2 separate regions of the Homo sapiens genome follow, and region 2 is linked to region 1. The links are chromatin contacts, found by Hi-C or POLR2A ChIA-PET in ENCODE. All regions are on one chromosome and are shown on one strand. Each heading gives the region's core, a stretch centred on a gene start or an enhancer-like site at or near the end of the contact. The rest is flanking DNA. Distances are from core to core; before and after follow the strand shown.

Region 1 (4,932 bases), core at 1,768-4,267:
CAACCGACTAATTTTTTTGTATTTTTAGTAGAGACGAGGTTTCACCGGATTAGCCAGGATGGTCTCGATCTCCTCACCTCGTGATCCGCCCGCCTCGGCCTCCCAAAGTACTGGGATTACAGGCTTGAGCCACCGCGCCCGGCCTGGTTTTACTTTTCATGTTCAGGTCTTATACCCATCTGAATTTGTATATAGATATGATTCAAACTTTATTTTTGTTAATTAAATTGAACCAATTTCTCCAATGTGATAAAATAATTTATCTTACCCAGTGATTCATAATACCAATTTTATCATATACCAACTCCCCATGGACATAATTAGCATGTAAATCTGTGTCTTACACAATTACATTCCATCGTTTGTTCCTCCAAGAGTATCACATACTTTAATAGTAACAACATGCTTTAAATATTAAGAGTTGGGTAAGTATAGGCAGAGAACAAGGGAAATAAAGAGAAATGGTTGATAATTTAAAAAATAATAAATATTAGAGCTTTGCTTATAGCAAATAAAAAATAAATGTTAGGACTTATTATAAATATTAAACTTTAGCAAGTACTTCTTCTGCATGTATTGAGATAAATGTGGGTTTCCTCCTTTGGTCTGTCAGTATTATGGATTATATTGATTTCTGTTTGATGATTTCTGTATTCCTAGGAAAACCCTACTTGGATAAAAAAATAATTCTAATACAACGTTGGCCTCAGGTAGCTAATATTTCCTATGTTTGCCTCTGTAGTCCATAAGTGTGAATTTTTTTTTTTTTTTTTTCTGGAGACTGAGTCTTGCTCTTTCGCCCAGGCTGGAGTGCAGTAGCGTGATGTTGGCTCACTGAAACCTCCGCCTCCCGGATTCAAGTGATTCTCCTGCCTCTCCCTCTGGAGTAGCTGAGACTACAGGCACCTGCCACCACGCCTGGCTAATTTTTGTGTTTTTTATTAGAGACAAGGTTTCACCATATTGGACAGGCTGGTCTCGAACTCCTGACCTCATGATCCACACGCCTCATGATCCAAACTGCTGGGATTACAGGCGTGAGCCATCGCACCCGGCAAGATTAATCTTTTCGTTAAACATGTAATAGAAAGTTACCCCGAAAATCATCTAGACCTGGCTAGTTTTGAATATGTGGGAAACTTAGCCTATTCGAGTTTTCTATTTTTTCTCGGTCTAATTTTGGTATTTGATGTTTTCCCAGATTTTATACTTCATCTAAGCTTTTCAATTTGTTGGCATTTATATATATATCTATAGTTATTCTCCCCTTAATTTGTGTCCTTTCATTTTTTATGTTCTTGAACAGATTTGGCAGTGATACATCAAATTGATAATTTCTTTCAAATAACGTTAGTTTTTGTTAATATCTATGTTGGTTTTAGCGTTTATATTTTAATTCTTTTCCTTCTTTGTGTTTACTCTCCTGGCTTTTTGGTAATATGTGTGTTCCACACACACACAAAAGCAATGGATTAAATTTCTTATTACTTACTATATTAAACATTTAATTACCGTGCTATAATTTATAGCCTGTAATATGTCACTCTTGCTTTAAAATGCAGTAATTATATTAAATATAATTATTAAGTACAGAACTAATAAAAGGATACCATCATGATTTTTAAAATTCAAACAGAGTAAATGTTCCCTTTGAGACTACCTATGCTCAGAACTGATGGATTAGCTGGCACGACCCAGACCGATAAACTGGCTCATCTGACCTAGTGTCCCCCAACCCAGGAACTGACTCGTGCAGAAAGACAGCTTCCACTCCCTGCGATTTCATCCCTGACCAATCAGCACTCCTGGCTCAGTGGCCTCCCCCAACCCACCAAATTGTCCTTAAAAATTCTGCTCCCCAGTGCTGCTCGGGGAGACTGATTTCAGTAATAATAAAACTCCAGTCTCCCATACAGCCGGCTTTGCGTGACTAAGTCTTTATTTGCAATCCCCCTGTCTTGTATCAGTTCTGGCTAGTCAGCGGGCAAGGTGAAGGCTTTCCTTGGGCGGTTACCATCCGAAGCTTTAATTTTAAGTATAATGGCAAGCTGTTGGAAAGCTTTTTTTTTTTTTTTTTTTTTTTTTTTTTTTTTTTTGAGATGGAGTCTGGCTCTGTCGCCCAGGCTGGAGTGCAGTGGCGCGATCTCGGCTCACTGTAACCTCCGCCTCCCGGGTTCAAGCAATTCTCTGCCTCAGGCTCCTGAGTAGCTGGAACTACAGGCGCCCGCCACCACCACGCCCGGCTACTTCTTGTATTTTTAGTAGAGACGGGCGTTCACCGTGTTAGCCAGGATGCTCCCGATCTCCTGACCTTGTGATCCGCCCGCCTCGGCCTCCCAAAGTGCTGGGATTACAGGCGTGAGCCACCCCGCCCGGCCTGGAAAGCTTTTTAAGTTCGGAAAGTAATACGATCTGGATTTCTTTTCTTTTATTTATTTATTTATTTATTTGAAAAAATGTCTCGCTCTCTTGCCCAGGCTGGAGTGCAGTGGCACGATAAATCACAGTTCGCTGCAGCCCCGGGCCCAAACAATCCCCCCGCCTCAGTCTCCGAAGTAGCTGGGACCACAGGTGTGTGCCACCACGCCTCGCTAAGTTTTTAAAATTTTTTTAATTTTTCATTTTTTAATTTTGTAGAGACGGGGAGGAGGAAGAGGGTCGGGGGCGGGGGGGGGGGCGCCTCCCTATGTTGCCCAGCCTAGTCTCGAACTCCTGGGCTTAAGAGATATCCCACCCCTTCGGTCTCCCAAAGTGCTGGGATTATAGGCGTCAGCCACCACCATCATTGGAAGCTAGCTAAGCCTAGGCTGGGCAGATACTTGGACACTTTGAGGGGAGAAGGGAGGGGAAGAAGTTGGAAGGGGGAACGGAAAACCACTCTCCTGGTAGCAGTCTCTGCCCACAACAAACCTTGCCTTCTGCCCTTAAGGAAAATGGCGCCTGGCATAGATGCGCTTCCGGCCACGGAGCCAAACAGAACAGAGGAGGCAAGAGGCCGGAAGTGACCGCCCTTTGCCACTCCCCCTGCCTCCTCTCCGCCTTTAACTTCTCGGGAAGATGAGGCAGTTTGGCATCTGTGGCCGAGTTGCTGTTGCCGGGTGATAGTTGGAGCGGAGACTGTGAGTGCCGGCTGCCTCGACAGCACGTTTGCGACGCTCGGAGTGACCTTCGAGCGACTGGGGACCGGGGGCGGGAGTCGTGCATGCAGCGTTGTGTGACGAGGCGCCGCCCGCCGCGGTCCTGTGGGAAAGGAGAGAGCCAGCTGTCGGGCGAACGGGGCTGGCGGCCGAGTCGAGCCCACGGAGCCCACGAGGCCGTGCTCGGGGGTGGGATTGGGGGATCCGGACCTAGACGGTCGTGCGCGGGGCGGGGGTGGGCTCTGGCCCTGACTCCTGCGCCCGGTGTGGGAAGGTGGGAGGCCTTTTCTAAGGCAGGTGTTCACACCGGCCGGACCGGGGCGTTACCCCCACCCGGCTTTTCCCACGCAGCTCCTTCGCGCGGTCATTTCTTGACTCTCTGGAAGAATCCGCCTTCTTTATGGCCACTGTTCCTTTCCATGTACACACCAGGATTAGACCGTGATTGTTTGTCTTTGGTGTCTTTTTCTTGAGAAACCACCTATGCTTTCTTAAACTTATAGTCCTTGAAGTTTCTGGTACTTTGGCTGGAAGCGTTAATGCCCTCTTGAAGCCTTACCTTTCTAAATGTCAGCCTCACATTGTGATCTTAGAATTTTATTTCCTCACTCTGCATATCCACTCCTACTCACCTAGAGCTTCAGGTTGAGAAACTTAGTAACTTCCTTATTGTGTGTGAATTTGGCTTCGCCTCACTAACCCTGTTCCCTGATGTACTTTAGAGTCACATGCAGTGACAAACTTAGTCACAATTAGTTTCGTCTTCACCAAAGGGAAATTGAGTAGAAATTGCAACCAAGATTTTGGCTAATAGATTTCACTTATTTTAGTGAAATATCATTCAAAAGTCGTCTCTAACTGTCTGACTAGAACACTCCCAAAAAAGAATTACCTAAAAACATTTTGCCAGCATAATTTATTTCATTGGGGAGTTGATGAATGTCACTGGTGTGTCATCAGTTTGCATGTCTATCATCCACTTTAGTTGGTGCTTTTCTAACTTTATCTCCCTCTAGTAGCATAATGGCAGAACCTGTTTCTCCACTGAAGCACTTTGTGCTGGCTAAGAAGGCGATTACTGCAATCTTTGACCAGTTACTGGAGTTTGTTACTGAAGGATCACATTTTGTTGAAGGTTAGTTCTTCTTAAGTTTTTAAAGTAATTACTGTTGAAAATATATAAAAGTGCTTATTCTTTCAACGTTAGTTATTGAACACATGTATAGGGCATTATACTGTATACTATGAGAAGTACCATAATGAATAAAACCCCTTTCTAACCTCCAGAAGGGGAAAATTAAATGGTATTAATAACAACTAAGAACTTTAGTATATTAATAGCTCATTTAATTTTCATCACCACTAGGTGATGAGAAATAGCTATGTTAATAGTTCATTTAATTTTCATCACCACCATCTGTCATTTTAAAGATGAAGAGACGAAGTCAAAGAAAAGTTAAACAGTTTGCCCAAGATCACACAGCTAATAAGTGCCCAGACAAAAAATCAGGCAGTCCACATTTAACCATTATACTTGTCTCCTCCCCAATTTAGCAGTTAAGCCAAGACCTCAGACATATCTCATTCTCTCAAATGAGGCTGAATTGCAGTGGAAAGGGGGAAAAAGGAGTTTCATAACTGTTAAAGGTGATGAGGAATGTCATGTCTTACTAGGGAATACTTCTTTTTTTTTTTTTTGAGACAGAGTCTTGTCTTGTTGCCCAGGCTGGAGTGCAGTGGCATGTTCTTGGCTCACTGCAGCCTCCACTTCCTGGGTTCAAGCGATTCTTCTGCC
Region 2 (4,932 bases), core at 1,003-3,502, 3.6 Mb after region 1:
AACAAATATATGTAAGATAACTTTATAATGAAACAACTTCTTAACTATAAAATTCTTACTGCCTAACTTCGATTAGGGCCAGTGGTGAGTCTCTTTCCTTTCTTATTATTTTTTTTAAGAGACAAGGTCTGTTAGCCAGGCTGGAGTGGTGCAGTGGCAGGGCTCACAGCAGCCTCAACCTCCCAGCTCAAGTAATCCTCCCACCTCATCCTCTGGAGTAGGGGCAACCACAGGCTAGCACCAGCATGCTTGGCTATTTTTTTTCCTTGGGATGGAGTCTCACTACTATGTTGCGCAGGCTGGTCTCAAACTCCTAGGCTCTCAAGCAATCCTCCTGCTTCGGTGACCCAGGGTGCTGGGATTACAGGCATGAGCCACCGTGCCCAGCCCCTACGGTGAGTTAGCTAAACCAGAGAATATCACGACAATTCTCATGACATAAACTGAGTTCAGCCACAGGATATGTTTTAAATTAATATCTTGTCACCACTGGTAGAATTACATGGGTTATGGCTAAGTTTCAAAACTAGCTAATTTTAATATTAACCAAAAGAATAGAAGCTTACAAGCTGAACTCTCCCTACGAACCACTTGATGCCTGAATTCCTGAACAGGTGATGAGTATTTCCGGGACCCCACTGTCTAGGGGATGATGCGGATCTGGAGACCATCCTGAAGAGCACACATTTCAGCTGTGGCTGAGTGTTTCCCAGGGAATTAACGTCATTACTTCGAGCTTACTATACTTATCTAAATGCTAAGAGTCTGGAAACTTCAGGAGTAATGTCTATGACCATCTAAATACTTAAGAAACTAGAAACTGTTTAGACTGCCTGGTGGATCTCTGAACACTGTAATACTAATCTATACATTAACCTGCACTTTAAAGTTTTCTTACCAATTCAAACTGTAAATTCCTACACAACTTGCCACAGAACATAAGTGTTAAATATGTGTCAGACTAAACCATATATCCATACATGACAACAAAATACTGCCAAGCTGGAGGATGGGACTAGAAGTGTCATTCAGCAAAAATAAGACCAACTAAAAACAAAGACACTGGAGCATTCCCTTAACACAGGCGCGCACACACACCCTCCTCAAAGAGGCCTTTATGTTCCCCACGAGCAAAGGACAACAATATCATTTTTACTATTCATACAGTAACCTGCACGGAATTCAACTCACGCTCAGACTGTACAATGCCAAACAGCGCTTCTGAAACGCGAAGAGCGTCCAGCAGAGTCAGGTACTTAATTACCAAAGTAAACAACTCGACCACAAGGGTCTGCAAGCCTGGAGAGGACTTTTTCCCCCCCCCAAACAAAAAAGGAGAGTAACTTGACAAACTGTTTTAAAAAAAATCACAAATGGCCCTTAACTACTATAATAAAGCAATTACTCCTCCCACCCCCAAGCAAATAAAATAGGTGCTCGAAAGGGCGCTCGCTAGTCTGTGTTCCCTAATTTTATGAAATGAGAACAGGTTGCACTTCCGTACCCCCTCCCCCAAGCTCAGCAGTCTCCCATGTTTTCAGTAGAGAGGTAAATATAACCTCCACCAACTGGCCGGGGAAACTCTCCTTCTCCAAAAGCATGGGACGCCTCGAGAGGTGATGGAGAAAGGAAAAGGGCTGATACCCCGCCCCAAGCAAAACTGCCTGGGAGACTTGCGGGGTATTGGAGCCGGGAGCGGAGGAGGGAGAGGCGCGCCGGGAAAGTCTTTCCTTCTCCCCGGCCGGGCGGAGAGGGAAGCCCCGGCTTCGGGGCGGGGGGAGGCTACTCACCCGGAACCCCAGACCCCAGTCCCCGACCAGACACAATGGAGCCGGCAGAGGGGCAGGGGCAAGGCCGTTGCCCCCTCCCCTCCCCCCGCCCCAACGCCTCCCCCACCCGCGCCGGGCCCCGGCAAGGGGCACCGGGGCCGCTCCCCGCGCCCCAAACTCCCCGGGGCTCCCGACTAGGCCCGGCTCCGCTCCGCCTCCTCGGCTCTCGCGTAGCGGCTGCGCCCGGGCGGGAAGGGGCGAAGGAGGAAGGGAGAGGCAGGCAGGAGAGCCCCCGCCTGGGAGCGGGACGGAGGCCGCGGGCCGAGGCTCGGGGCTGCAGGGTCGCCGCGGGACGGAGGGCGGCCGGGGCGGGGGTGCGCGGCAGCGCCGGCCCCCAGCCGGCAGGGCGGGCGGGCGGCCGCAGTGCCTCACCATGTTGGTGTCCTCCAGGCCTCTCCCCTCCTCCTCCGGCTCCGCAGCGAATGGACGGCGGCGGCGGCGGCGGCTCCTCTCACGGGCTTGCCCGGCTCCCGCTCATGCGCAGTGCGGGGCGGCCCGGCGCGGCCCGAGGAGGCAGCCCCGGACCTCGGGGAGGCGGAGGGACGGAGGCAGGCGGAGGGCGCCCCGCGCGGGGCTTCCCCCGGGCGCGGGGGTCCCCCGGGGAGTGGGCGGGGGCGGGGGGCGCGGCGGGGGAGGGGCGGGCGACGCAAGCCCTCCGCGCGCCGACATCCTCCTGCCGCGCCGGGCGGTCTCTGGTGGGGGCGCCGGGGGACACCCCACCTCCGTTTCCTACGCGGTTCCTTCCGGACGACCACGGCCGGGTCTACGCAGGCTGGAAGCGGGCACGAGCGGCGGCGGATAAGTTGAGCAGCTGGGGGCGGCTGAAACGGATGGTTGAGGAGCTTCATCCATCCCAGACCTCCCCTCCCCATCAGTATCAAAAAAAGGGAGAAGATAGTGGAAACACCTCCCCCTGCCCCGTGTTTTCTTCTTTTTCCCCCCAATCTCAGTATCAGACCTACATCAGTTCCCTCGCGTGGGCATCCCAGGGGAGACCTTAGTCCCCCCCCTGCGGTGGCTGTCACTCCATTAGTGAGGACCAGGCTCTCCCCAGACCTGTCTACTGGGAGACAGTTGGGGTAACCCTATAGTGAGATGGGGTGGGGTGCACTGAGACCCAAGGCCGGGCTGCGGGAGTCCAGGTTGCCTGCCTACTGCTAGCTCTCAGTATCCCCTCAGTTCGGCCCGCCCAGGATAAGTTTCGGGAAGCAACTACACATTTTTTCACTGAGGGTCTAGTCACGCAGGGCGGACAGTCCAGGTGTGACCTGCCCTGGGCGTTAAATCAACTGAGGCTGAGGAGCACTAGGATTCTGAGCTGAGGATCAAGTGGACAAATTCGTGCTGCAAGGAGGACAGAAGACTCCTGTGGAGTAAGTGGTCCTTGCCCTTCAGAAATGTAGTATCCAGTTGGAGAGATAAGACACCTTCACACAGGAAGGAAATAAAACAGCTAAGAAAGCAAACTCACTCAGAAAGTCACATCTGAAACTGTACCAAGAGCTTACCTACGTTTCAGAACAGGACCCACCTGAGTAGACCCGTTATCACCATCATCACCAGCACAGGCATTAAACGACCAGATCAACCCTATAACTAATGAATTTGTTCTTACCAAAACAACAGAACTTCTTTGGTAACTCCCAAAGGCCTCCTAACTTCCTGGAGCTAGCCATGTACTGGGAGCGCCCAGCGCTGTACCAAGGCAGGTTTCTGGCGGCCACAAACCGTTCATCCATTCTTTCCCCCAATATTTAAAGAATGCATGTGAATGTGCCAAGCTCCTTGCTGGGCTCTGGGTAAATAGTCCTGCAAGGAGAAGCCAGATCTGCCTCATGCAGCAAGCCTGAAACTGGACTACATCCACGGAGGTTCTCCAGGAATTCACCTAGCTTTTGACCTAAAGTATTAACACCTAGGGCGTTAATGAGGAGGATTCACTGTATCTCTTACTCCAATCTGTTCTACTCCATTGAAATAATCGTTTGTGGGTTTTCCTAAGCTCTACCAAGGTACAGGCCTTAGTTATTCTAATTGACCTCTCGCCTGCGTTTGGACACTTCCTCCTTGAATTTCCTGTTCATTTTCCATGACTCCACCTTCTCCTGCATCTCCTCTTTACTCTGACCACTCTCCTTTGCTGGCTGTACTCAATTTAGGCTTTCCTGACCATTCCTGAACGTCCTTCTGTATACAGCCTGTGTCACGCTGTCACTCACATTCCCACGTCAACTACTGCCCATATCAAGAGGAATCTCAAATCTTGACTTCCAGTCCCCAAGTGACAGGCCTAAACACTCATTCTGGTCATTTCACAGGTCCATCAAGCTCACCAAATCTAAAACTTTATCCCCAAACCCACTTTTCCTCCTGCCTTTTATCAAATCATCCAAACTAGAAATCTAAGAATCATCCACCACTCTTCCTGCCTCATCCCCTTACTCCGCATCTCACCAGTTTTCCCTCCTAAATGACTTTTAAATCTGCACCCTGCCTTCTATTTCTTAGCCAATTCTTTTTGTTGTTGTATTTTTTTGTTTGTTTTTGAGATGGAGTCTAGTTCTGTCACCCAGGCTGGAGTACAATGGCGCAATCTCAGCTCACTGCAACCTCCGCCTCCCAGGTTCAAGCGATTCTCCTGTCTCAGCCCCCACCGAGTAGCTGGGATTACAGATGTGTGCCACCATGCCCAGCTACTTTTTGCATTTTTAATAGAAACAGGGTTTCACCATGTTTGTCAGGCTGGTCTCGAACTCCTGACCTCATGATCTGCCCCACCTCGGTCTCCCAAAGTACTGGGATCACAGGCGTGAGCCACCGCGCCTGGCCAGCCAATTCTTTATCATCTCTCCTCATCAGTAACTTCTTACCTAATCTTCCAGCCTCTACTCCTTCTCCACTGCTCCATAGTTGTCTTTCTATAATGCAAATGTGAATTTGTCCGTAAAATTCTCCAAGAGCTGCATAAGCATGAGCCTCTGGAATGGCATTAAAGTTCTCTCCTCTGATCTATCCATTCCCATTGCCATTTTCCACCACCCTCCACCCAAATGCACCTCATATTTCAGTTTTCACAAACCAAGACTGCCATACCTCTGCATGT

What was found. A loop is a pair of places that touch in the nucleus more often than their neighbours do. ChIA-PET counts read pairs that join two places held with the same protein, here RNA polymerase II (POLR2A). Pooled maps may share reads with other maps.
Region 2: a loop to region 1 is called in a pooled map, with 2.3 times the contacts of the local background. The contact joins the promoter of DCUN1D1 here to the promoter of MFN1 in region 1. A Hi-C loop is called at or near these places in 5 of 50 pooled maps. POLR2A ChIA-PET finds 5 or more read pairs at or near these places in 2 of 52 experiments (K562 and T-cell).

Annotation. Positions count from the first base shown.
Region 1 is chr3:179,344,692-179,349,623 of GRCh38, forward strand. MFN1 (mitofusin 1) reads left to right here and starts at 3,018. Exons shown (of 18, transcript NM_033540.3): 1 at 3,018-3,119; 2 at 4,154-4,272. The coding sequence starts at 4,161. RefSeq lists enhancers at 2,727-3,256, 3,590-3,809 and a silencer at 3,310-3,469.
Region 2 is chr3:182,978,286-182,983,217 of GRCh38, forward strand. DCUN1D1 (defective in cullin neddylation 1 domain containing 1) reads right to left here and starts at 2,253. Exons shown (of 7, transcript NM_020640.4): 1 at 2,202-2,253. The coding sequence starts at 2,204. It overlaps LOC105374246 (a long non-coding RNA gene), which reads left to right and starts at 2,522. Exons shown (of 2, transcript XR_924771.2): 1 at 2,522-3,202. RefSeq lists silencers at 1,922-2,041, 2,102-2,541.